Linked DNA regions of Mus musculus: regions 1 and 3 are each linked to region 2. Evidence: chromatin loops called from intact Hi-C (ENCODE). Cell type or tissue: gastrocnemius. All regions are shown on one strand.

Evidence for each region. A loop is a pair of places that touch in the nucleus more often than their neighbours do. Peaks named below come from ENCODE experiments on the same cell type or tissue, not always from the same donor. Only the 100,000 strongest peaks of a DNase experiment are listed, where the experiment ranks them.
Region 1: a loop joins it to region 2, with 2.8 times the contacts of the local background. A loop is called at or near these places in 15 of 42 quality-filtered maps.
Region 3: a loop joins it to region 2, with 8 times the contacts of the local background. A loop is called at or near these places in 12 of 42 quality-filtered maps.

What each region holds. Positions count from the first base shown.
Region 1 is chr19:4,957,254-4,965,253 of GRCm38, forward strand. Mrpl11 (mitochondrial ribosomal protein L11) reads left to right here and starts at 5,053. Exons shown (of 5, transcript NM_025553.4): 1 at 5,053-5,262; 2 at 5,626-5,721; 3 at 6,073-6,166; 4 at 6,253-6,412; 5 at 7,421-8,000. The coding sequence starts at 5,140. The coding sequence ends at 7,526. In gastrocnemius, a CTCF peak has its summit at 4,770 (motif pointing right); DNase peaks (open chromatin) are centred at 4,820, 5,077 and 7,403; H3K4me3 peaks cover 1,436 bases; H3K27ac peaks cover 1,049 bases.
Region 2 is chr19:4,750,829-4,758,828 of GRCm38, forward strand. It overlaps Sptbn2 (spectrin beta, non-erythrocytic 2), which reads left to right. Exons shown (of 37, transcript NM_021287.2): 36 at 321-363; 37 at 673-3,150. The coding sequence ends at 900. All of the region lies in intron 2 of Gm21992 (predicted gene 21992), which reads right to left. It overlaps Rbm4b (RNA binding motif protein 4B), which reads left to right and starts at 5,697. Exons shown (of 4, transcript NM_025717.3): 1 at 5,697-5,833; 2 at 6,418-6,841. The coding sequence starts at 6,430. In gastrocnemius, a CTCF peak has its summit at 4,899 (motif pointing right); DNase peaks (open chromatin) are centred at 4,926, 5,631 and 6,291; H3K4me3 peaks cover 2,010 bases; H3K27ac peaks cover 2,175 bases.
Region 3 is chr19:4,809,285-4,817,284 of GRCm38, forward strand. Gm21992 (predicted gene 21992) reads right to left here and starts at 2,315. Exons shown (of 3, transcript NR_157185.1): 1 at 1,888-2,315. Rbm14 (RNA binding motif protein 14) reads right to left here and starts at 2,350. Exons shown (of 3, transcript NM_019869.3): 1 at 1,888-2,350. The coding sequence starts at 2,224. In gastrocnemius, CTCF peaks have their summits at 2,595, 3,493 (motif pointing left) and 3,938 (motif pointing right); DNase peaks (open chromatin) are centred at 1,903, 2,406 and 3,938; H3K4me3 peaks cover 3,376 bases; H3K27ac peaks cover 3,308 bases.

The DNA.
Region 1 (8,000 bases), 210 kb after region 2:
GGGGGCTTTCGCTTTTGGGGCTGGAGGTTTGCGCTCCTAGCTCCTGAAGATGTAAGCAATAAAGTTTTGCCGCAGAAGATTCTGGTCTGTTGTGTTCTTCCTGGCCGGGCGTGAGAACGCTATTAAGACTACACAGAGAAACAGTGTCTCAAACAAACAAACAAACACAACACAACAAAACAAAAACAAGTGTGTTTGATCATATCCAGTTGTATGTCCGTATGTGTTGCCTGCATGTATGTCTATGCACCACGTATGTACCTGGTGCCTATAGAAGCCAGAAGAGGGAATCTGATGCCCTGGAACTGGAGTTACATAGGACCGTGAATCACAACTGTGTACTGGGAATCAAACCTGGGTCCTCTGGAAAAGCAGCCACTGCTACTTTACCAGCTCCAGTTTCTATTAATTCACTGATTTTATTGTAGACTTATCTTACACGCGTTCTCGCGACCGGCCAGGAAAGACGCAGCAAACCAGAATCTTCTGCGGCAAAACTTTATTGCTTACATCTTCAGGAGCAAGAGTGCAAGAGCAAAAGCCTTATTGCTTACATCTTTAGGAGCAAGAAGCAAGAGCCAGAGCAAGAGCTCTATTGCTTACATCTTTAGGAGCCAGAGCGCAAGAGCGCAAGAGCAAGAGCCTTATTGCTTACATCTTTAGGAGCAAGAAGCAAGAGCCAGAGCAAGAGCTCTATTGCTTACATCTTTAGGAGCCAGAGCGCAAGAGCGCAAGAGCAAGAGAGCAAAGGTGGCGAAACCCCGTCCCTTTTAAGGAGAATTATTCTCCGCCTAGGACGTATTACTCCCTGATTGGCTGCAGCCCATCGGCCGAGTTGTCGTCACGGGGAAGGCAGAGCACATGTAGTGGAAAACTACCCTTGGCACATGCGCAGATTATTTGTTTACCACTTAGAACACAGGATGTCAGCGCCATCTTGCAACGGCGAATGTGAGGGCGGCTTCCTACAGACTTACAGTCATAAAATAGAATCGTGATAAGCGGAGAGTAGCAACTCTTGGGAAAATGGAGTTGCCCTTAACTGTCTACAGCTCAGTTAATGACCCCAATAAACTCGCTCACTCATCAGTATAAACTTAAATTCAGTCCTTCAGGCTGCTGGTGCCACCCTAGACTCCTCATAAAAATCATACAACAGCTATTTATTATGGAATAACAAATCACACTGAACCATGCACCTTAAAACAATGAACACTTATAACTGTTCAGTTTACACAGAATAGGAATTCAGGAATAGTTTGGCTTTGTGGTTCTGGCTCTGAGTTGTAACAAAGTGGTCAGTAGAGGCTTCAACTGCAAGAAAGCTTGAAACCAATGCTAGGGAGATGGCTCCTCATTGTGTAAAGTGTGTGCTGAGCAAGCATGAGAAGTGGAACTCAGGTTTATCAAGGGGGCATGGAGGCAGGCATGTAGCAAGGGGGTGTGGTGGCTGGCATGCAGTCCTTGGAACAAGTTAGCTGGTTAGACTAAATGGACCAGCAACCTTTGGGTACAGGGGAGAGATGTTGCCTCAAAAGGTGACCTCCACATTCACACAAGCACCTGCACACATATGTGCATCCACACACATATGGACATGCACATATATATTTATACCACCATATGCAGCATGAAATATTAAAAATCAATCCACACTATCACCGGCAAGGCACCAGTCTGTTCTCATCGTCTGGAGACTCTCTGTCCCGGAACTCTGAAATCTCTCCACCGAGTTGGCTAGGCTCCCATGGTGGATCCTTGCCATGCCAACCCCACACTTCAAATTCCCAAAGCTGGCTGGGGTGCCCTGCCACTGTACCTTTTCTATGGAACTCAGTTGAGTCACCGCATGAAGGAAAACACCACACAATTTTAGTTTAGAATCAAAAAGCAACAAGATCACTGGGTGCAACATCTAGTATCCTAATGTGTAAGCCATTCTAAGTTAAATCCTCTGGTAGTGGACTCCAACAGATCCGACACCTAAACCGGGTGTGTGTGTGTGTGTGTGTGTGTGTGTGTGTGTGTCTGCTACCTACATCTTGACTCCATCATCCTTCCCATCCAAAAAGCAGTATCTTTCATCCACACACATATGGATATACATACATATATATATATATATATATATATATATATATATATATATATATATATATATATATATATTATCACCATACACATACATATGTCAAAAAAAAGGAAAGGAAGGGGGACAGAAAGAAAAGGGGAAACAGTTCAACCTGCCATGCAGTAGGAAAACTTAAATCAGATCTCCAGCACCCATGTTAAAACCTGGGACCAATGTAAAAATCACTGGACACAGCAGTTTACGTCTGTAACCCCAGTACTGGGTGTCCAGCAGGGACAGAGAGATCCTTCAATTGTCCTGCCACATGAGTTAAATTGATGAGTTCCAAGTTCATGAAAGATCCTGTCTCTAAGATAAGATGGAGCATGATCAAGGAAGATATCCAGTGTCAGCTTGTAGCCCCCACACTAACAAGCACGTGAGCACCTGCACAATTACATGCACACTGGTAAATAAACTCATTTCCCACACACCACAGGGAGTGGAGGAAGAGGGAAAAATTGACTGGTAGAATTTTTCAGTGGTACAAGTGCTCATAAGTCCCCCACACTCCTGCAAGTAACTCCAAGAAACTCATTAATTCTCAAGCTAGACTTGCCATAATTTTTTTTAATGTGGTGATTCCCTCTCCATATGAGGAAAATAGACATTTCTTTTATGCCTCATTAGAAAAGTCACTGGTATCATACCAGTTGCCAGCCTGGTCTACAAAGTCAGTTTCTAGGAAAGCCAGGGCTACACAGAGAAACCCTGTGTCAAAAGAAGAAGAGGAGGAGAGTAGGAGAAGGGGGGGGAAGAAGAGGATGAGGAGAGGAGAGGATGTGGAAGAAGAGAAGAAGGAAGAGGATGGTGATGAAGAAGATGAGGAGGAGGAGAAGGGAGAGGAAGATGAGGAGGAAGAAAGAGGAGAGGAGGAGGGGGGAAGAAGAAGGAGGAGAAGGGGAAGGGGAAGGAAAAGAAGAAGAAGAAAGTCATTCAATATGGGGTCTACCTTCTTTCTTTCACAGAGATCCTCTGATGGGATGGATTCTCTATTTTGGTATAGCACCACAGAGAGCCCCAGCATGTCAGTTGTCCTTGCCCCAGCTTACAGAGTTATGCAGGGAGGATGCAAGGGACGTTTCAGGAGCTTGAAGCTGCTGAGACCCCTTTCTACCAAGCAGTTAGCTCCTGTGGCAGGGGTGTCTCTTAGGGCGACATACTGCTCCCACCACCACCACAGCACTGGCTCAGGGATTTCACTGGGCACAGAAGATGGAGATAAAAATGAGGCCTTTAGATCCTTACACAAAGGACCTGACTTTCTTTGCCAGCAGGTTGTAGGGAAGTTCAAGTCTACAAACATTTTCAAAAACAGTGGTGGGATGGGGTTAGGAGATGGTTCAGTGATTAAAGTGTTTCCTGAAAAAGAGTCAGGGCCAGAGGCTGGGTCTTAAGAAACCCAGGTAAATGCCATCTGGGCATGGTGACATCCCTGTAGTTCCAGGCCAGCATAAGAACTCCAGAGCAAGCTGGTTAACAAGATGAACCACTGGCAAGCTCTTAGTTTGAGTAAGAGACCCCACCTCAGAAGGGCAATGGAAGAGGATCTTAACATCAGCCTCGGCCCTTCTCGTGTGTGTACACATGTGCAAATCCACACACACATTCACCCACACACACGCAAAAACGTACATTGCACACACAAGGAAATGGTAGAGGAAAGAAAAAAATGGAGGTTTGTGAGAGGCGGTTTAGAGGAAGATGATAGAATTTGAAGTGGTATGCTACATAATAGGCTGCCTGGTTGTCTGGAGAGGAATTATTTTTTAAAAAGGAAAAGAAAAGGAAAAAAAAAAGAAAAAAGAAACTGGAGAATTCCCCTCGAATCTGAAGGATCGCAAACAGTGAGTTAGTGGATAGTTCCTTCGAAGTAGTCTCAGTCTGGAGACTGGATCAGAGAACTTTATATCCTGAACTGTTGGAGAAAATAATGGAGCATTCAACCTACAGTTATTGGAGCTTTGCAGCCACGTGTGGTCAGGAAGAGTCTGTGAGTCAAAGAGTCCTACCAAGGCCATTGCTACTACCCTAAAGTGCCTAGATACACAAGATTGCTCTAGGGAGGGATAATAAAGGCTTCAAACACCACCTGGCTCAAATACCATTCCCTAAAACGCAAGTAATAATCAGGAATCCTGGACAGAATAGAGCGGGATGCGGAGTTCTGAGACACAAAAAGTCATCTTCCAATGAAAAAATGAAAGACGGGGAAGCAATAAAGTATGCCTAATAAGCTAGTGGAAAATCAGGTTTGACTGGGATGAGAATTCACAAACTTAGCATTTCAAAAGCGCGGGGAAGAGCTTTTCCCTTTGTATAAATAGCGGTAAATGCCTTCTTGGTTCAACGTGTGTTACTGAGCTGTCACAACAATTCTGAAAGGTACCTATAATATTCGCGGTGTCAAAGATTTTCATAGGTAACAGAAACAGTAGCCTAATCCTAGCTCTAACTCTTTGTCTAGCTATGAATCAGGTTCATAGCCAGCAAGAGCAGCAGTCTGCCATTTCATTTCCCGTCTATAATCATATTGCCTTCCATGAAAAACCACATGAGGAAACAAAAGACTCAAGGGATTTTGCATAACTTGCTCCATATCAAACGCTAAGATATCACTGTGTCCAGCAGATGGCAACCCAGAACACGGCCAACAGCAGGCGCAGGATAAGGCGCTGAACTACATACCCACAATGCTGTGCGGAGACTCAAAGTCCCGAACTCCTGTTTGGCTGTCTAAGGTGATGCCTGTGCGCACCGCTGAGGGATTGTGTGTACTGAAACCATATAGGTTCTCGTCCTGCCTTCAGAGCGCAAAGTTCAATTAATTCTTAAATTCCGTAATTGGTCTTTAGTTGGAGAGCTGTATGCCTGAAACAAGACTGCTCTTTTTTGGTCTCATTTACCCTAGCCGAACACGAGGGCCCTTCACCTCTGACCCAAAATGGCCGCGCCCAGAGCGTAGTTCTTTGCTTCTCCGAGGCGAGCTAAGATTAAAATCCTACATCATGTCCAAGCTAAGCCGGGCCACTCGGACCCTCAAGAAGCCCGAGGCCGGCGGCGTGATCCGGTCCATCGTGCGAGCAGGCCAAGCTATTCCTGGGCCTCCACTAGGTCCCATCTTGGGTCAGGTGCGGTGTGCGGAACCCGGCCTGGGAGACGTGGGAGAGTGCGCTGGAGCCGGGGAAGTCTCCTTTATAAACGTTGTCTCCACTATTCACACCTTCAGGCCTTATGTCCTTGTATTACTTACGGAGCCTCTTTTGACCTCAGCACCTCTGACCCCCAAGTTGGCTAGTTGCTGATTAAGTGGTACCTTGTGGACGAATTGCCTGGCACCCAAAGCTATAGAACCAGAGTAGAAGAAATATAACAACACACACCCATACCCCCGCCCCCCCCCCCCACACACACAAAGATGAAAGGACAGGGGCTCCTGGTTGGTAGAAAGCCTTCAGCTCCCATACTTAACTTTGTGTATGCGTTCCTTATAGCGAGGTGTCTCTATCAACCAGTTCTGCAAAGAGTTCAACGAGAAGACAAAGGACATCAAAGAAGGCATTCCCCTGCCTACAAAAATTTTTATAAAGGTAGAGAGACCCATTCTCCCATATATTTCCTTGGCCCTTGAAACTAGTCACTCTGGTTGCTTCTCTGACTCTTAACTTGGTTGCTACCTTCCACTTATCATTTAAACAGAAGCCTAGACCATAATTTCTCTGAACTGGCTTGATCCTGCCATATTGTGGTTCTTACCTCTCATCTCACTGGGGCTTCCAGAGGAGATTTGGGCTAGGAATAAAAATGGCAGGGATGTGTGCTGTAGATTTGTTTTTCTGTCTTTTGTGGTGTGCAAGTTGGTGGGAGAAGGAAAGGGACATTAGAAATGTCTTGGACTGGATAGAAAACCAAGAAATTCTCATGTATCTTTGTCTGTTAAGCCCGACAGGACATTTGAGCTCAAGATTGGGCAGCCCACTGTTTCTTACTTTTTGAAGGCAGCTGCTGGGATCGAGAAGGGGGCCCGGCATACAGGTAAGGACTAGAGTGGGCACCTGAGAGTCTGATGTATCCAGAGAAATGTAGTGGCACTTGAAGAATTCTTTGCTCCTTCTTCCCAGGGAAAGAGGTGGCAGGCCTGGTGAGTTTGAAGCACGTATATGAGATTGCCTGTGTCAAAGCTAAGGATGATGCTTTTGCCATGCAAGATGTGCCCCTGTCTTCTGTGGTCCGTTCCATCATTGGCTCTGCCCGTTCCCTGGGCATTCGAGTGGTGAAGGAGTGAGTATCTTGAGAGGAATCCAAGTAAGTTCTTCATTTGGGAGGAAAGCTGAGAAGGCCCATTACAGTGAGGTGGTTGGGCTTTATTTGTTCTTCTTAATTTATAGCCTATGTTAGTTATGCATATTAAGCTTCATTGTGACATTTTCATACATGTCTAGCAGATTCTAGCAGAAGGATATGGGTTGAAGCCTCATCTTGTTTGGAATATATTTCATAAGCACCTGTTCTGTCCTGGACATGGATCTGGGCACTGGCTAGAACCAGGAATGGCCAGTAGTGCCTGGCCACTCTGGAGAAATGTGTAGTCCTAAAGGCCGACCCATACATAGAGGCCTAGACTAGCAGGTGTCAATGTTATAAAATCAATGGATGTCATGCAAGCAGAGAGGAGATTTCCTGCTTTTACCTGATGTGTCATTGAGGACTCTGAGGGAGGTGACATGGAAACTGCCCAGGAAAAGGAGGGTAAGAGAGCGTAAGATTACAAGGAGAGGGAAGGAGCTGAAGCTAAGTTCACTCTGGTCGAGGAGTCTTGTCTAGAGGCATATGGGATGTGGCCTGAGGGAGGGACGAGTCAGAAGGTTCCCTTGTCAAGTAGGAGAGCATTTGCCCCAGAGCGCAGCAGAGACAGGAGCAGGGACAGTCATCACTGGCCGCTTGCTGCTGGTGTCATTCCCTACAGCAAGACTGGCGTCAGTTGTTCCTCACGGGGGTGAGGTTAGAGCACAGTTTTCCTGGATGGTTTAAATCCTTAAAGTATGTAGATTTGTGGCTCAAAGGAAGGCCTAAGAAATCCCAATGGTATAATAGAGGCCACAGGTTAGGTAGGACTTTAAGACAGAGTCAAGGCAGAGGAAGGTAGCGTGTGTGAGTTGTGGTTCCAGGAAGAGAAACCACAGATGAGTAGAGGTATGACAGTTGGAAAGTCCAGGGAGGGGAGTGGACAGGGCAGCTGGGATCTGCGCCAGGACCCGCTCCTCACTGACTGTCTGTCTCCTTCTGTAGCCTCAGTGCAGAAGAACTGGAGGCTTTCCAGAAGGAACGAGCTGTGTTTTTGGCTGCTCAGAAAGAGGCAGATTTGGCAGCCCAGGCAGAAGCTGCCAAGAAGTGACCCCAACTTTCTACACTCTGAGAATTTGAAGTGAGAGGCTGAGAAAGGGGGCCACAGAGGAAGCTGAGCCAAAGGACTTCATGGCAACCCGATTTCTAGTTTCCTGACATGTTTCTGTACATTTGCTGTGCCAGGGGATCAAGCCTGAATAAATATCCTTTGTCATCAACTCTCAGCTTCTCTCCTGAGACCCCAGAGATGGGGACCAATACTGACAGTTCCCAGCCTTCACAGGTGTGAGCTGCCCTACAGGTGAACGCAGCCTCAACCAAGCAAATTATCATGCCCAGTGCCTTGGTCAGCCTTGTATTATATCAAAATAACCAAAGCTTGGTGCTTTATAAAGAAAAGGTATTGATTTGGCTTCTGATTCATGGTGCTGGAGTATGGCAAGGCTCACTTGCTGTATGACAGCATGGTACAGTGGAAACAGTCACATACATAGGGCCATCTGTGTGAGGTAGCCTCACCTGG
Region 2 (8,000 bases):
GGCTGAGAAGTTATCTTGCATGGGAACTATGAGGGCAGGATGCTGGCTACTCCAGCTTCCAGGGGCCTGCCAAGTGCCAGCAAAAGCCTACATAGCCTCAGCTGGAAATGGGCTTACTAGGGCCTTCTGTGGTCTATTAGAAAGAATTTGCTATTGCACTTCTGCAGAATTCTGAAACTATGAAGAATGTATAAAATCTAATCTGGCCTTGAGGGCTGTGTCCTCCAAGTCAATCCAGTCGGGAGAATTCCGAGCTCACAGCACCACTGACAATGCCAAAGACAGGTTCTTAGCTCTCCCTGTACCTTCTCTCCCAACAGCTTACAGGATGGCAAAGAATACCTATTCCAGGCCAAGGACGAGGTGAGCCTTCCCCTGCCCGCTGTGCTCTCTCTCCCTGCCAGCACCGGGTTTTATGAGACAGGGTCTCACTCTGTAGACTTGGTTCCTACTCCAGAGTGGCCTTGAACTCATACCAATCCTCCTACCTCAGTCTCCTGTGCCACCATGACCAACTGATGCTCCCCATCCTAATGAGGTCCTTTTTCTCTTTCTAAAATGAAAACCTCACTCTCTTTTTCTACCTCCTCCCATCATATTTCCCCTCTGTCTGCTACAGGCTGCCCCAAGTCAGTCCTTGTGTATGAGCTGATGTCTCCCTGTCCCCTGCAGGCAGAGATGAGCTCATGGCTGAGAGTGGTGAATGCAGCCATTGCCACTGCATCCTCTGCCCCTGGAGAGTCAGAAGAGCCAGTGGTGCCCAGTGCCAGCCGGGGTCTGACCCGGGCCATGACCATGCCCCCAGTGTCACAGCCTGAGGGTTCCATCGTGCTTCGAAGCAAGGATGGCAGAGAAAGAGAGCGAGAAAAACGATTCAGCTTCTTTAAGAAGAACAAGTAGTCGGGGCAAGACTCCCAGGCCAGCTCCCTCCCTCTGTTCAGAAAACTGCCAGGGACTGTCGACAGAGACCACCCTCTTGGCAGGACAACTGCCTGCTGCTAGGGTCTGCTGCTAAGGTCAACCCATCACCAGGAACTGTCACTGGGGACAAAAGAGTGTTCCCACAACCTTCTCTTCTGCTATTTAATTCAACTGGTGGTGGGACCCAGGCTACCCCTAATACCACCCATTCCTACCTTGTCACCTCTTCCCAAGCCTTATACCTCCACCCATCCCCCCACCATGGTGCAGATAGTGCCACCCTCAACGTGGGCTATGTGGGAACCATTGTCCCTGCCTCAGGGTCATTGTGCCACCACAGCTAGGGTGTGCCATCCACCATTCAGTTCTTTGCCTCTGGGATCAGCCAGGACCCTCAGAGCTGAAGCAGGCAGGACCTGAGGGCAGGAGCGCCAGATGATGAAGTCGGAGGCGCTGAAGCCTTCCCTGCCTATCCTGCCTCACCCTCTGACTCAAGGGGCTGCTTGTTTCCAGCCACTCTAGGTGGCTCCCAAGTGTGAGTTGTTCAGGAGTAGCCACATCCTTGAGCCTATCCAAGGAGGTGATTAAACAGCTCGACTTCTCTCACTGCCTCTGGGTGTTGTTGCTTTCCTGACCGTAGCCTCTCCTGGTCTCCTGCATGTCAGATAGCCACTGTACGCCCAGCTTCTGAGCCCCCACAAACTGTGTGATCCTGAGAGCCTCCCTGCCCAGTCTCCCCATGATAGTGATCTGTTTCACTGGGCTGACCTATGCTAAGCCTCTGTTTAAACCAAAGACATCCACTGTGGGTTGGGCTGATGATAATTAACAGTATTCATGATCAAAGGAAGCAAGTCACTCTCCCTGGTGCACACTTTTTTGTTAAATTTCTTGCCGTGCATGCAAGGCAAGCACTCTAAACTACAACTCCTCGCTAATTTTCCTCACTCCCAAGTGTCTCAACTGTTTTCAATAAGGAGTAGTGAGGGTTATTACCACAACCTAGTCTTAACTGCTGCTCAGCCATCAGTGGAAAGGTGAGCACCTTTCTGTCTTTCCCATAAAATCAAGGGAGCTCCCACAGAATCAGAAGAGTGGCAGGTCCTACCTCCTGAATTCTAGGTCACCCTAGAAAGCCATAAGGATATCCTGAGTATGTAAATAAACACACAATGTATTCTAGAGATGGAGAGAGTATTTGTTCTTAAACTTTGCAATGTATAAACAGAAGGTATTAAAAATTGCAAGTCTTGAGTCTGTTTGACTCAGGAAAACTACTGTCTTCAGCATAACTGGCCAGGGACCCCAAGCAGCCCTGACTACCATCAGTCAAAACAAAGACAAGCAGAGCCAGGTGTATGTAGACTAGGAACTATTATGACACAGCCCCAAGCTGGGCTCCACACATCAGATCTGGCACAGCACATTATTCACAGGGTAAGTATTCTCTCTCTCAGGGACGGCCTTTCTCTTAGGTGGTTTCAGTCGCCCCACAACAGTGTAACAGCAACACCCCATTCTCAGGCAAAACAAACGTCAGCACACATTTTCCTCATAACTCTCCTTCAGCTGTTACACATGGAGCGTTATTGTGGAGAGCTCAGATCATGGGGCTTGGGGGAAAAAGCAGTAATTGGAAAAGTTTGAAAGCAGATGTACTATGTGTGAGAGGAATTAATGGAGAAATGGCCTTGCAATTGAGTGCTAGGCAGAGCAGTAACTGAATGAAAAGGAAGGACAGGAATTAGGTGAAAGTCTACACGTGTGGCAGCTAAAGCCACTTGAGAATAGGGTTCCACATAGGACAGATAAGAGGGTAAACAGAGGGCTAGGGAGCAAGTCTTCAGGAAAGACATCTTGGAGTATCGGTGGGAGAGAGGAGAAGGATGATAGATAGAACGGGGCCCTGAAAGCTATGGGGACAAAAATAACACCAGTGTTGGCCCTGCAGACCGGTGGGAAGCAGGGATCAGCAGCAATGAATGGGCTCATACTTTGCACTTTTACCGACCACCACTGACGAGGGTGGGTTTTGCTTGTGTTGACCCACATGGAAGCTAATGGCCACAGTGGACTACTGAGTATGCAACGTGTGGCAAGTGTAAACTGCGATGTGCTGAAGGTATGAAATAACAGATATTCAGGACTTCAAGGGGAATTCAATTATCTCAATTTTTATATTGGTCTCATGTTAGAATGTCAAAAATATTAAAATAGATTTCAAGGTTTTATAGTTTGATGTTTCCTGGAAATTTGTATTTATTCACTGTGCTAGGTATGAAACCGAGAGCTTTGTGGTTGTTAGATTAATGCTTTACTATTGAGCTGAACCCACAGACCATTTTCACAGTTTATCACGAATTACTTATATGACTCATTGTATCTCTATTGTATGGCACTGTTCAAACTGGACCACAGATCTAAGAGTGAAAGGTAATAGGAATGGAAGAGAATAGACTATCTACATGAGCTGTGGTAGGAGAGGGTATCTTAAAGAGAACATAAAAGAGAAAGCTTTAGGAAACAATAATTTGGTTACATTAAAAATATTTCCCTCAAAAAACAAAGCTATTAGTGTAATGACAAGATATCTGAACCAAGTAGAAATAGCTACAATATGAGGAAAACTCGACAGCTCAACCCAAAGGCTGAGACCTAAAATCCAGACAGAAGACGGAAAGCAGGAAATGTACATTCGCACAAATGATAAGAACAAGGTATTTTGAAATTCATTAGAAACAAGACAAAAACAAACTACGTCGAGTTGTGAATAAAACTTTACACCTTTTCAACTGACAAAAATTAGAAAAGTTACTACCAGACCTTGGTAATGACAGGAAAAACAGAACAGACAAACATAGTGCCTCTGTGTTCCAAGTGGAGGATATTCTAGCAGGGCTTTTTTCTTTTTTTCTTTTTTTCTGGGAACTTGGTACTACTTACACATGTTAGGGTTTGGTTTGGTTTGGTTGTCTTGGGGTATGGGGTTTTGTTTTGTCTGTTTGTTTGAGACATTGCTTCTCTCTGTAGCCCTTAGTGTTCTGGAAGTTGCTCTTAGACCAGGCTGGCCTCCAACTCACAGAGCCGCCTGAATGTGCTCATCACCACCCAACTCACATAATAAAAAACGATAAAACTGGAGGCTAGAAATGATATCACACACCTGTAATTAACCAGCACTTGGGAGGCTGAGGTAGGAGTGTGAGTTCAAGGCTAGTCTGGATTACACAGCCAGTTCTTGGACAGCCTTGACTACACAGAAAAGCCATGTCTAAAAGAGGCAGGGAGGGAGAAAGGGGGTGAAATGAAATTGTATAGAAAAATGGGAACTGGGCTGGTGAGATGGCTCAGTGGGTAAGAGCACCGGACTGCTCTTCCGAAGGTCAGGAGTTCAAATCTCAGCAACCACATGGTGGCTCATAACCATCCATAGCGAGATCTGACTCTCTCTTCTGAAGTGTCTGAGGACAGCTACAGTGTACTTACATATAATAAATAAATAAATAAATCTTAAAAAAGAAAAAAATGGGAACTGTTAGTAGAGCATTAGTTGTGGAGCCCCCACAAATTTGGGAAGAGATCCCAAAATACAATGTACAAGGTTAGGTGATAGCAGATCCCGAGGAGGTTCCAGGACAGCCAAGACTGCCAGAAAACCCCATCTCGAAAAACAAACCAAAAAAAATTAATTTTAAAAATGTGTAATTACAATTAGACAATGCCTTCTGAAATGAGTGGGAAACATGGATTTGGTAAAGAAATGTTTCCAAGTAGCTTGGGTGCAGGAAGTCAACTCGGGGAACTGATCTCTATACTATTGGAGGAGCTGGTGTTGGAACTACCACAATGGGGAATTGTTTTGACAACAATGGGGATGGTCTAACAACCATCCCGGTGCCTCTTCTAGGAGATGAATTCAATCCCTCAATGTCTGTAAGCCCGCTGCTTTGTGATAGTGATCCACCAAGCTGGTACCCTGCTTGCCACCAGGAGGTGCCCTTGGACCGCAACAGAGAGTCTGGAGCCTGACAATTGCCTGTGCCTCAGGCAGCTTGGGACGGATGCGGAACCCTTGTCACTCATTCCCCAAACCTGGATTCTCCCTGGACCTCTGGACAACGTATTCCTTGGTAATGCTCACCACATTTCAGGAACCAGGATAGACAGATACTACGAGGGAAAGCCAGCCCACGTATATTCATGAATAAACATGACAAAGTATAGTTTGGATAGAGAAATGCCTCCCTCAGACCTAACCTAGTTCTAACCCAGATTATCTTTCTACTCCACTCTCAGTCTCAGCTTCTTCACCAATGAACAACACTATTGCAGTGAAAATTAAATTGTTTTACGGGAATTCTTACCCCTTCCTACCCAAACAAGGGAGAGATTAGGTTAAGATGTGGTAGTGCCTGGGTTTCTGAAGTATCGCTCTCAGCAGCCAGAGGTTGAGAAAACCCCCTTCTAGCGGGCCCAGTGACACAACCCTTTGTCATCAGCCCCCTCGACAGTGCGCCCAATACCACGATCCATTGTGATGCTTAGAGACTCCCCCGGGCCTTACGGTTTTGCCAAGGCAATGGTTGCTTCCTGAGCCCCCTTGACGCGCAAGCCGCGACCCACTCCCAAGGCGGTGATTGGCTAGCCCGGGCTGGGGGCGGGCTGACCTTCGCTCCGCAGTGCCGTCACCACATGACCCCGCCCCCGCACGGGGGGCGGACAGTTGTGTGCGGCCGCAGGATTGGTCGCCCCGCTCCTGCGAGGGGGAGGGGAGGCAGGCAGCGCGCACTCGCGCGTGCGTGAGCTGGCGCGCGAGAAAGCGCCCGGTCGCGCCGAGGCTCGAGCGGCCGTCGCCATTTTGTAGGGTTCTCTCTGACGCGGGACCCGCCGCCACCGCCGGCACCACCCGGAGGTAGGAGAGGATGCTGTGGGTGTGTGGGAAGCCCTGGAGCGGACTGGGCCGGACCTCGGAGGGCCGGGAAGGCTCGGGTTTGGGGCCACTCATCTTCTGAGGAAGGTCCCGGGAAGACAAGGAAAGGAGGCGGGGCCGGGTCTCCGGAGGGGGCGGGGCAGGGGTCGGGCCGAGTCTTTGTTGGGATGTTGCAGCGGAGGTTGGGCCGCTGAGGATAGGGGTCCAGTGTTGGGTGAAAGAGGGCTTTCGTTCTTGGAGTATGGTGGGAGGGGATACCGCGCTGTGGAGAGGTACACAGATTTCCCTCCAAAAACCCGTAACTAGGGACATTCAGATACTTCATGCCTTCCACTTGTCTTTCATCCCTGTGCTAAACCGTGAAGGAGCTAACCTTGTAGAGTCAATGTGCCTGACCTCACGGATATATATCTTAGACCTTGTTGTGCATTCTGACCCCCGACCTTCTGTTGGCATTGTCACACAGCAGTTCCTCTCTCAAAAAGAACTGTGAGGGTCGGGGTGTGCTGTAGTGTCAGTTTCTCACTTCACACCTGACTTTTAAAATCTTGTTTCTTCTCTGCCAGGCTCTTGTCAGGATGGTGAAGCTGTTCATTGGAAATCTGCCCCGGGAGGCCACAGAGCAGGAGATCCGCTCACTCTTCGAGCAGTACGGGAAGGTGCTGGAATGTGACATCATTAAGAATTATGGCTTTGTGCACATAGAGGACAAGACGGCCGCTGAGGATGCCATACGCAACCTGCACCACTACAAGCTGCACGGAGTGAACATCAATGTGGAAGCCAGCAAGAATAAGAGCAAAGCTTCAACCAAGTTACACGTGGGCAACATCAGCCCCACTTGTACCAACCAAGAGCTTCGGGCCAAGTTTGAGGAGTACGGCCCAGTCATCGAATGTGACATCGTGAAAGATTATGCCTTTGTACACATGGAGCGGGCAGAGGATGCGGTGGAGGCCATCAGGGGCCTCGACAACACAGAGTTTCAAGGTGAACTGTTCTGGGGATTGGGTGGCAGACCTTCGTGGAGTCTCTAGCTCAAGGCAGAGGGAAGAACACAAGACCACAGGGCTTCAAGAGTGGCTTCTGCCATTCTTTTAAATGCAAAGAACAGGTTATGTTTACTACTCTTAGCATAATTCACTCTGGGGAAGTAAGCCTTCCCCATTGTATTCGCCAAGCTCCTTCTCCACAACTGCATGGGCTCCTGCCTGCCTGCCTTTGGTCTTCATTCACTTGAGTACTGTCACAAGTCTTAAGTTGCCTAGGCAGAGAAGTAGTTAGGTAGTGTGAGAAGGGCTAGAGGTTAGGACTTTGTTGCTGGTTTGTGGTGGACCCAGAAGCCTTTGAGAGTTTTTACCCTCTGCTGCTTTCGAGGATGGCTGGTGGTAGTAAAGAGGAAAAAGGGAATCTAGAAGAAGCGCAGTATGAGAATCTGTGGTGAGTCTGGTTGGGTAGATGGGTATCTTTGAGGTGTTCAAATTTGTTCAGTCTGTGGGCTACTACAGGCAAAGCCAGGAAACAGGTCATAGGTTCTTCTGCTCCATCTATTACTTTAACAGGCTAGGAAAACAGCTTTTTTTCTTTAGAAATTGGATAGGAATGATGGTCTTGCTTCTAGGGAAATTTCATCAAGGACATTATAGAGCTTATTATATTGCTTATATTGATCATAAGTATTATCACCAGTACCATAGGATCTTGTCTGAAAATACTTGCAATCGTGTTACTATAGTAACCACTAGTTACAAGTGGCTACTAAATTTAAATTAATTCAAGTAAATTTTCAAATTAGATTTTTCCAGTGTGGGCAAGAATGAGAGAATGGCTACTGTATTAGGAAACAGATCAGACCCACATTGCAGGAAGTTCATTGGTTAGTAGTTATCCAAGTCTTTTATTGACACGGTCATGTTGGACCACAAATTCAAGTCTACTTTTCTAGTTCCTAAGTCAACATCTTTTTGTGGCCTAAAAGTTAAATATACAAAGGTCCTCTTATTAGAAAACAATGAATTGGTGGAGAAAAGGTAAACTTAAATCAGAAAAGTGTAAATATGCAAATAGTGATGCTTACTGGAGGCTCACTATTATGTATTCTAGCTTCACCACTAATACCCTGGCCTTTAGTTATTGAAAGCCTAAACGT
Region 3 (8,000 bases), 58 kb after region 2:
GAAGTACGTTCAAATCTCACCAAATCTCTTACAGCAAAGGATAGAGTCTGTGTCATATCAGCCTAGAGTGTAGTTCTGCTATAAATATGTTTTCAAAAGGAAAGAAATGCACAAACCTTCTCTCACAGAGAATCTAGTTCTACATCCCAACCACCACAGTCACTGACTGCCAGTCCCAAACAAATTCAAGCAAATTTCTGGCCTACCATCAGAGAAAAAGCTTATTGAACCATACAAATTCCAAAGGAGTCTGTCCCCCTCAGGTACTGAATTCTACTCCCACTCTACCATCCAGACTACCTAAGAACTACAAAAAAAAAACTAGATAGGTCAATTGAGACTCTCATAAAAACTCATACATCCCATGCATTTGCTGACCAAGTACCCAAACTGAGACCTTTCCCACTCGTTTACACTAAACAGAAGCAAAAACCCATAAATCACACAGCCTGCTTAAAGTTTGCAGTAAAGTCAGATTCCAGATATAACCTGAATTGAAGGAAACAGAATGCAGTATTAGACAGAACAAACATTTCGTTCCTATAAATGCACATCCTATGACCCTTCACCCCCCTCTTTGAAAAGACAAGGAATGGCCCAAAGTTGTGACTTTCCAGAACAGCAAATGAACCCTTGATGAGAATGAGCAAGCACCTATACCCACATGTAGTTCCTGTCCTCAAAATTCCTTACAAGGCACAAGCAGATATGAATCCAACAACAGCACAACTAGGGAATAAACAAGGCCTCACTCCCAGGGTGCACTGTTGAAAATGACAGGGCAAAGTTAACTCTCATCAGTGAAACCCACATCGGTCTGGGTGTCTCATAAAATCTTGCCAACATAAAAAAAGCAGGTATTTGAAAGATAAAGAGATAAAACCCCAACATATGAAAATCAACAGGGTCTGAAAAAGACATTTCCTCAAAGGAAATAGCAAACTAGCAAGCTGTCCTAAGAATTATTCAAGCAATAAAAAGTACTAACTAAATAAATGGTGTTAAAACCAAGTTTAATAGAAATCTCACACGCCCCTCTCAACACCCCCCCCCCCCCCAGCCAGAGTATTCCCCTTTGCAATCTCACCAAGCTAATAAACATCTGTGCCCGGAGGCACCAGCTTAGCAAGTAAAAGGCTAACGAGGGAGAGGCTTAATAGCCCCCTTTCACATGCAAAAATAACGCAGAAAACCGGGGCTTCCACTTGTTAAGTTGTAAAACCCAACACAAAGTGGAGGGTGGAGGAAAAGAATTAAAAAGCACAAAACCGCCAAGGCTAACCCATCGAATACTGAAAGGTCAAAGGGGTTCCGAAAAGGCCCCTCCCATGCCCACAAGCAGATTCATTCCAGACAATACTAAAAAAGCCCGAACCCGAGAAACCAAGGGCCCGCTACCTTCCGGGAAGCATCGGGAAGGAACGCCAGAGCGGCCTTGGGGCTTCAACCCAACCTTTTCCCTTTTCCCTCGATCTGACCAAATTCTGGAGAGGAAGTGGGGAAGTGGCGAACTCTTTTCACCGCTCCATAATCCGGTTGGTGCCCTTCCCTTTCCATTTCATTTTGGTGCCAGGCTCATGCAACCAGGAAAAGGCGCCTCCTCCCAACCCCGCACACTCGCAAATCTCTGGCGCGTCCCCAGCCCCGAGGCTTCGGCTTGCAGTGGCCACTGCACCCGCCCGGAACCGACTCCTCCCACTTGATGAATGTTGCTGGGACCGCAGGGGAGAAGGGTGGCTCTACCCAACTCGCCCCCAGCACCTTAGGCCCCGCTCCTGCACACTTCCCCATCATTCCCAACCCTGAGGACCAACCCCAGAGTGAGGGGCGTGGCTAAGAGGCAGAGAGCACCGCGCGTGTCCCCTCCCGAGCGCGCTCCCGCGTTACCTTTTACCACGTCACACTCGATGACGCGTCCACGGCGCTCGAAGAGGCTGCGCAATTCCTGACTTGTACATGCAGCCGATACATTGCCCACGAAAATCTTCCAAGTGTTCAGGGGCCTCGGGCGCGACATCTCCACCACGAGCGCGCGACCTGGACGCAGCTCGTGGCCATGCAGGGCCTCGATGGCGCGCACCGCGCCAGCGTTCTCGCGCATGTGCACGAAGGCAAACTGTTTCATGACGGCGCAGCTCATGACCGTGCCATAGGGCGCGAAGAGAGCTGCCAACTCCTCCGGTGTCGTATCCGCCCCATCGACATTGCCCACAAAAATCTTCATTTTGCCGCCGCAACCGCCTTCTCGGAGAGACAGGACCTCTCCTACAGCGACAGGCAAAACGTCCGAACGACCCGCAGTCCTCCACAGGAATGGCTGGCGACCGAGAACCCCGCCGCGCAGGCGCTCTAACCTAACCAATTGGAGGCGGCATCGCGCGCGGATAGCAGCCAATCAAACAGGTTGAGAGCAGATGTCCTTTGACGCAGCCAATCCCAGAGGGCCTGGAGCCCCTTGTTAACGGAGGGGGTGGAAAAAGCATAGAGGCGCGCGACCAACCGCCACCTTCGGGGGGAGGGGAAAGGAGGGCTGGGGACGGGGAAGCGCGCTCCGGCCGAGTCCGCAGAGGCCTAGTCAGAAGAGCTACCTCCGGCCAGGGTGTGGCGTCCCGGCGGGGCCCCAAGGAAAACTTTGTTCTTTAGGGAAGTCCGGGCTCCTCCGTTTGAGCTGCCGCAGCCAAACCCTGGGTGTTGTGATGGCAGCCTCAGCGTCTGCGGTAAGGCCGCGCCCGGAGGAGAAACCAGGACAAACCCCTTTTAGTCTGGGATTGGCCCCCGACACTATATGCTTGGAGTAGGAAGGGACTGTAACTCTTTCTTTGCAAGCACATTACTTGGGGTTGCTTGAGCTCTGGAGGATTTTGCAGACAGTGAATATTGAGCGTCTGTCTGTCTCAACCTGATGGAATTTCGAGAATTACGATGATGACCATTTATTGTATGCATGAAGTTTATCACAGTATTATGTTCCATAAAGTAGAAGATCAGTAATCCTGAGGAAGCCAAAAGTTGGATCTTAAAAATATATGAGGAGGGGGCCAGGAGTGGTGGGCACCCTTTTAATCCCAGCAACCAGGAAGCAAAATCGAAAGAAATTTGTTCGAGGCCAGCCTGGTCTACATAGTGAGATCCAGGATAGGCAAGGATATAGAGAGACCCTGTCTTTAAAAAAACAGCAAAAACTTAGAGGGGCTGCTCACTGGTAAGAGAGCTTGCTGCTTTTCCAGAAAACTTGAGTTCGATTCCCAGCACCAACATGAGGGCTTACAAACCAGCTAATTCCAGTTCCAAGAGAACTGGCCATTGCACATCTGTGGTACGCAGAGAAACAAGCAAAACACCCACACACATAAAATAACGTTAAATTTAAAAAAGGCTGGAGAGATGGCTCAGTGGTTAAGAGCACCGACTGCTCTTCCAAAGGTCCTGAGTTCAAATCCCAGCAACCACATGGTGGCTCACAACCATCCATAGTAAGATCTGTCGCCCTCTTCTGGTGCATCTGAAGACAGCTACAGTATACTTAGATATAATAATAAATAAATCTTTTAAAAAAATTTAAGCCATCCCTGTAATCCCAGCACTTGGGAGGCAGAGGCAGGCAGATTTCTGAGTTCGAGGCCAGCCTGGTCTACAGAGTGAGTTCCAGGACTGCACAGAGAAACCCTGTCTCAAAAACAAACAAACAAAACTAAAAAAATTTCAAAAGAACAGAACAAAGCAGCCCACTGCTGTACTCACAGCTTTAAGGGTCAGAAGTTGAAAGTCATCCCAAATTGCCTGGGATATGTGAGACCCTATGTCAAATAAACAAATAACCTTGGGGAGAGGTCTCTTGAGTCTTGGCGGCTTTCTTTTAATGTTTTGTGTGTATGAATGTTTGCCTGTATGTATTCATATACCACGTGCATGCAGTGCCTGCGGAAGCCAGAAGAGGGCGTCAGATCCTGATGTTAGTGAGCTGTCATATGGATGCTGCTGGGAGCTGTTTCTGTTCTTTTTTTTTTTTTTTTTTTTCCTTCGAGACAGGGTTTCTCTGTGTAGCCCAGGCTGTCCTGGAGCTCACTTTGTAGGCCAGGCTGGCCTCAAACTCAGAAATCTGCCTGCCTCTGCTTCCCGAGTGCCCACCACGCCCGGCTGCTCCTGTACTCTTAACTGCTAAGCCATCTCTCTATCCCTTTGTGGGTTTCTTGTTCATGTGAGCTCCCCTTTCCTTCAAGAAAAGCACTTTATAATTAGGAGGAAACAGCTCCACAGCAAAGATGAATATATAACATAAAATGAATCATTTTAACCATGTCCAAGTGCACAGTCTGTGCTATCAAGTACATTTACATTGTACAAACCCCAGCACCATCCATCTCCAGGATAGTTTACCTTCCTCAGCTGAAATGCTGTGCCTATTAACAGTAATCCCCATCACCATCACCCTCTCTCTCCAGTCCCTTGAAACCAACATTTGACTTTCTCTCCATAAATTTGAGTATTTGGGGTACTTCACAGAAGTATATTATACAAATATTTGTCTTCAAGCTTCACATTGTAGTGTATCAAACTTCCCTTTCATTTTAAGGCATGATATTTTACTGCATGTATGCCACGTTTCTCAGTCCATTGCTTCAGGAGTGGGCACTTTGGTTGTGTTGAAACTGCAGCCATTTTGAATAATGTAGAACATGAGTGTACAAATATCCTTTGAGGGACAATAAACTATCTCGGATGGGAAGTGTACTCACTGTCACTCTGATGAGGGACAATAAACTATCTCAGATGGGAAGGGTACTCACTGTCACTCTGATGGCCTAATTCTGCTCATGCACATAAAATCAAAAATTGTAAGCAAAAATTGTTTTGAGTAAATGTATCTATAATTTGTTATTAATGTTTAATTTTAATACTTATTTTCTGTACCTTATATAAGGAGCCTCATGAAAAAAAGAGAAGAAGCAGCCCTGATTTAAATTCCTGTTAGGGCCAGTGAGGTGTCTCAGTGGATATGGATGGTTGCAACCTGTCTGGTGACTTGAGTTTACTTCTCAAGACCAAAATGGTGGAGGGAAAGAACTGATTCCTTTGTGTTGTTCTTGAAATTCTACAAACACCTACTTCCCCCCCAATACAAAAAAAAGGATACATATATACATATGTATATATGTATGATTGTACACACACAATGTTTAAGCCCCTTTCTCCTAGATCAAAGGTGTGTCAAAGACTTTACCCAAGTTAGGTATGGCTATATGACTCACTCTGGCCAATGAAAGTTAGAAGTGCTGTCCTTCGGCTGATAGTGGACATACTGAGCTAAGGTTTCTGTCATCCAGAATGACTTCAGTAGACAGAACCCTCACCTTCATACTGAGCCTATCATCTGTACAAACACATAACCATTATTAAACAGCAGAAATAAGCCCAAAGATGTTTCTAGGCAAGTCCCCTTGAAAGGCATTTCTAATAATGCATATATCATGTGAAGTGTTTTTTGTGAAATATGATCTTTATGGTTAAATACAAATTGAGGGACTGAAGAAATTCCTCAGTGGTTAGGAGCAAAGGCTGCTCTTCTAGAGGGCCTGCACTCAGTTTCCAGCACCAACATGGCAGCTCTCAAGCCTGTAACTCCAGTTCCAGGGGATCTGTGGCACCAAGCCCATATGTGGTATAAAGATATATGCTTGCAGGCAAAATATTCATACACATAAAATCTTTAAACAAAAAACAAGAAAAGAAAGAAAATGCTAATTAACTGGATTTTATTGCCATCTTACCACTGGCAGTGCTTTCCAAAGTGGTGAATAGAATTCAACTCAGTGTGTTTAGTGAACATGCTTTGTTTCTAAATGAAATGAACTGAGTTTTACACAGTGTTGAGGTCTGGCCTGTTACTATGGATTGAACGCTAAATTCTGCATCCCAAGAGCAAATTCTCACACATGCCAGGTTTTGTCCTGCAAACCTTGCTCCTTAATTTAGAACTGTTGGTTGAATAAAGATGTTTACAGGAGAGTAGGCAGGGCTTTGGTTCCAGAGCTTGGGAATCTGAGGCAGATACATGAGAAAAGAGGAGGAAGAAGGGACCATGGTGTGATGGTTTGTGTATGCCTGATCCAGGGAGTGGCACCATTAGGCGGTGTGGTCTTGTTGGAGAAACTGTGTCACTATGGGCATGAGCTTTAAGACCCTCTTCCAACCTGCCCGGAAGCCAGTCTTCTACTAGCAGCCTTCACATGAAGATATAGACCTCTCAGCTCATGCTGTACTGTGCCTGCCTAGATGCTGCCCTGCTCCCACCTTGATGGTAATAGACTGAACCTCTGAACCTGTAAGCCACCCCCAAATATATGTTGTCCTTTATAAGACTAGCCTTGGTCATGATGTCTGACCAAGTAAAACCTAAGTAAAACCCTAAGACAGAAGATGGTACCAGGAGTGGGGTATCGATGTGATAGTCCTGACCATGATTTTTCTGGGAAGATTGTGGATTTTGGGACTTTGGATTTGGAAAGCAGAGGAATGCTTTAAATGGAGCTTAATGAGCTATGCTAGTAGGACTATGGTAGACTTTGTTACTGAGAATGATTTGAATTGTGCAGAACTGGCCCAAGAGGTTTCAGTGGAGAATTTCACTATGTGGCCTAGAGACTGCTTTTGTCTGATATTTTGATAAAGAATCTGGCTACTGGGCTGGAGAGATGGCACAGTGGTTAAGAGCACTGTCTGCTCCTCCAAAGGTCCTGAGTTCAATTCCCAGCAACCACATGGTGGCTCACAACCATCTGTAATGGGATCTGATACCCTCTTCTGGTGTTTCTGAGGACAGCAACAGTGTATTCATATACGTATAAATAAATAAATCTTTAAAAAAAAAAGAAGGAAGGAAAGAAAGAAAGAAAGGAAAAAAAGGAAAGAAAGAAAGGAAGGAAGGAAGGAAGGAAAAGAAAGAAAGAAAGAAAGAAAGAAAGAAAGAAAGAAAGAAAGGAAGGAAGGAAGGAAGAAACTGGCTACTTTTTGCCCTCCTCTGAAGAGTTTGCCTGAGGCTAGGGGAAGAAACTCAGATTAATTGCCTTAAGAAAGGAAGTCTCAGAAACACTCATTATAGCCTTTGTTCTCTGGTTAAGTCTCATGAAGAGCATTTTAAACAAGCATAGCAAGCTGAGAAAGGAAAAATAAAAAAATATATGGCTCAAGCTGGGCAGTGGTAGCTCATGCTTTTAATCCTAGCACTCGGGAGGCAGAGGCAGGTGGATTTCTGAGCCTGGTCTACAGAGTGAGTTCCAGGACAAACAGGGCTACACAAGAGAAACCCTGTCATTCATGTATGTGTGTGTTTATGTATGTGTGTGTGTGTGGTATGTGTGTGTGGTGTGTGTGTGTGTGTGTGTGTGGTATGTGTGTGTGGTGTGTGTGTGTGTGTGTGGTATGTGTGTGTGTGGTATGTGTGTATGTGGGGTGTGTTTGTGTATGTGTGTGTGGTGTGTGTGTGTGTATGTGTGTATGTGTGTGTGTGTGGTATGTGTGTATGTGTGTGTATGTGTGTGTATGTGGGGTGTGTGTGTGTGTGTGTGTGTGTGGTGTGTGTGTGTGTGTATGTGTGTGTGTATGAGTGTGTATATGTGTGTGTATGTGGGTGTGGGTGTGTATGTGTGTGGTATGTGTGTGTATGTGTGTGTATGTGTGAGTATGTGGGGGGTGTGTGTGTATGTGGGGGGGTGTGTATGTGTGTGTATGTGTGTGTGTGTATATGAGGGGTGTGTATGTGTGGTGTGTGTGTGTGTGTGTGTGTGTGTGTGTGTGTATAAAATCTGCTGAGGAAAGCTGCTAACAGGGAGTGGATCCAGCTTAGGAGAAGGAACTTTACTGCTGCTAACAACATGGAGATCTGAATATGGCTTTGACATCAGACATGGAGATGTTTGGAGTTGGTTTCCTGTCTTGCCTTGGGGATCAGAGTTAAGTGATTGGATGAATCTCAGAAGAGACTTTGAACTTTGGACTTTTAA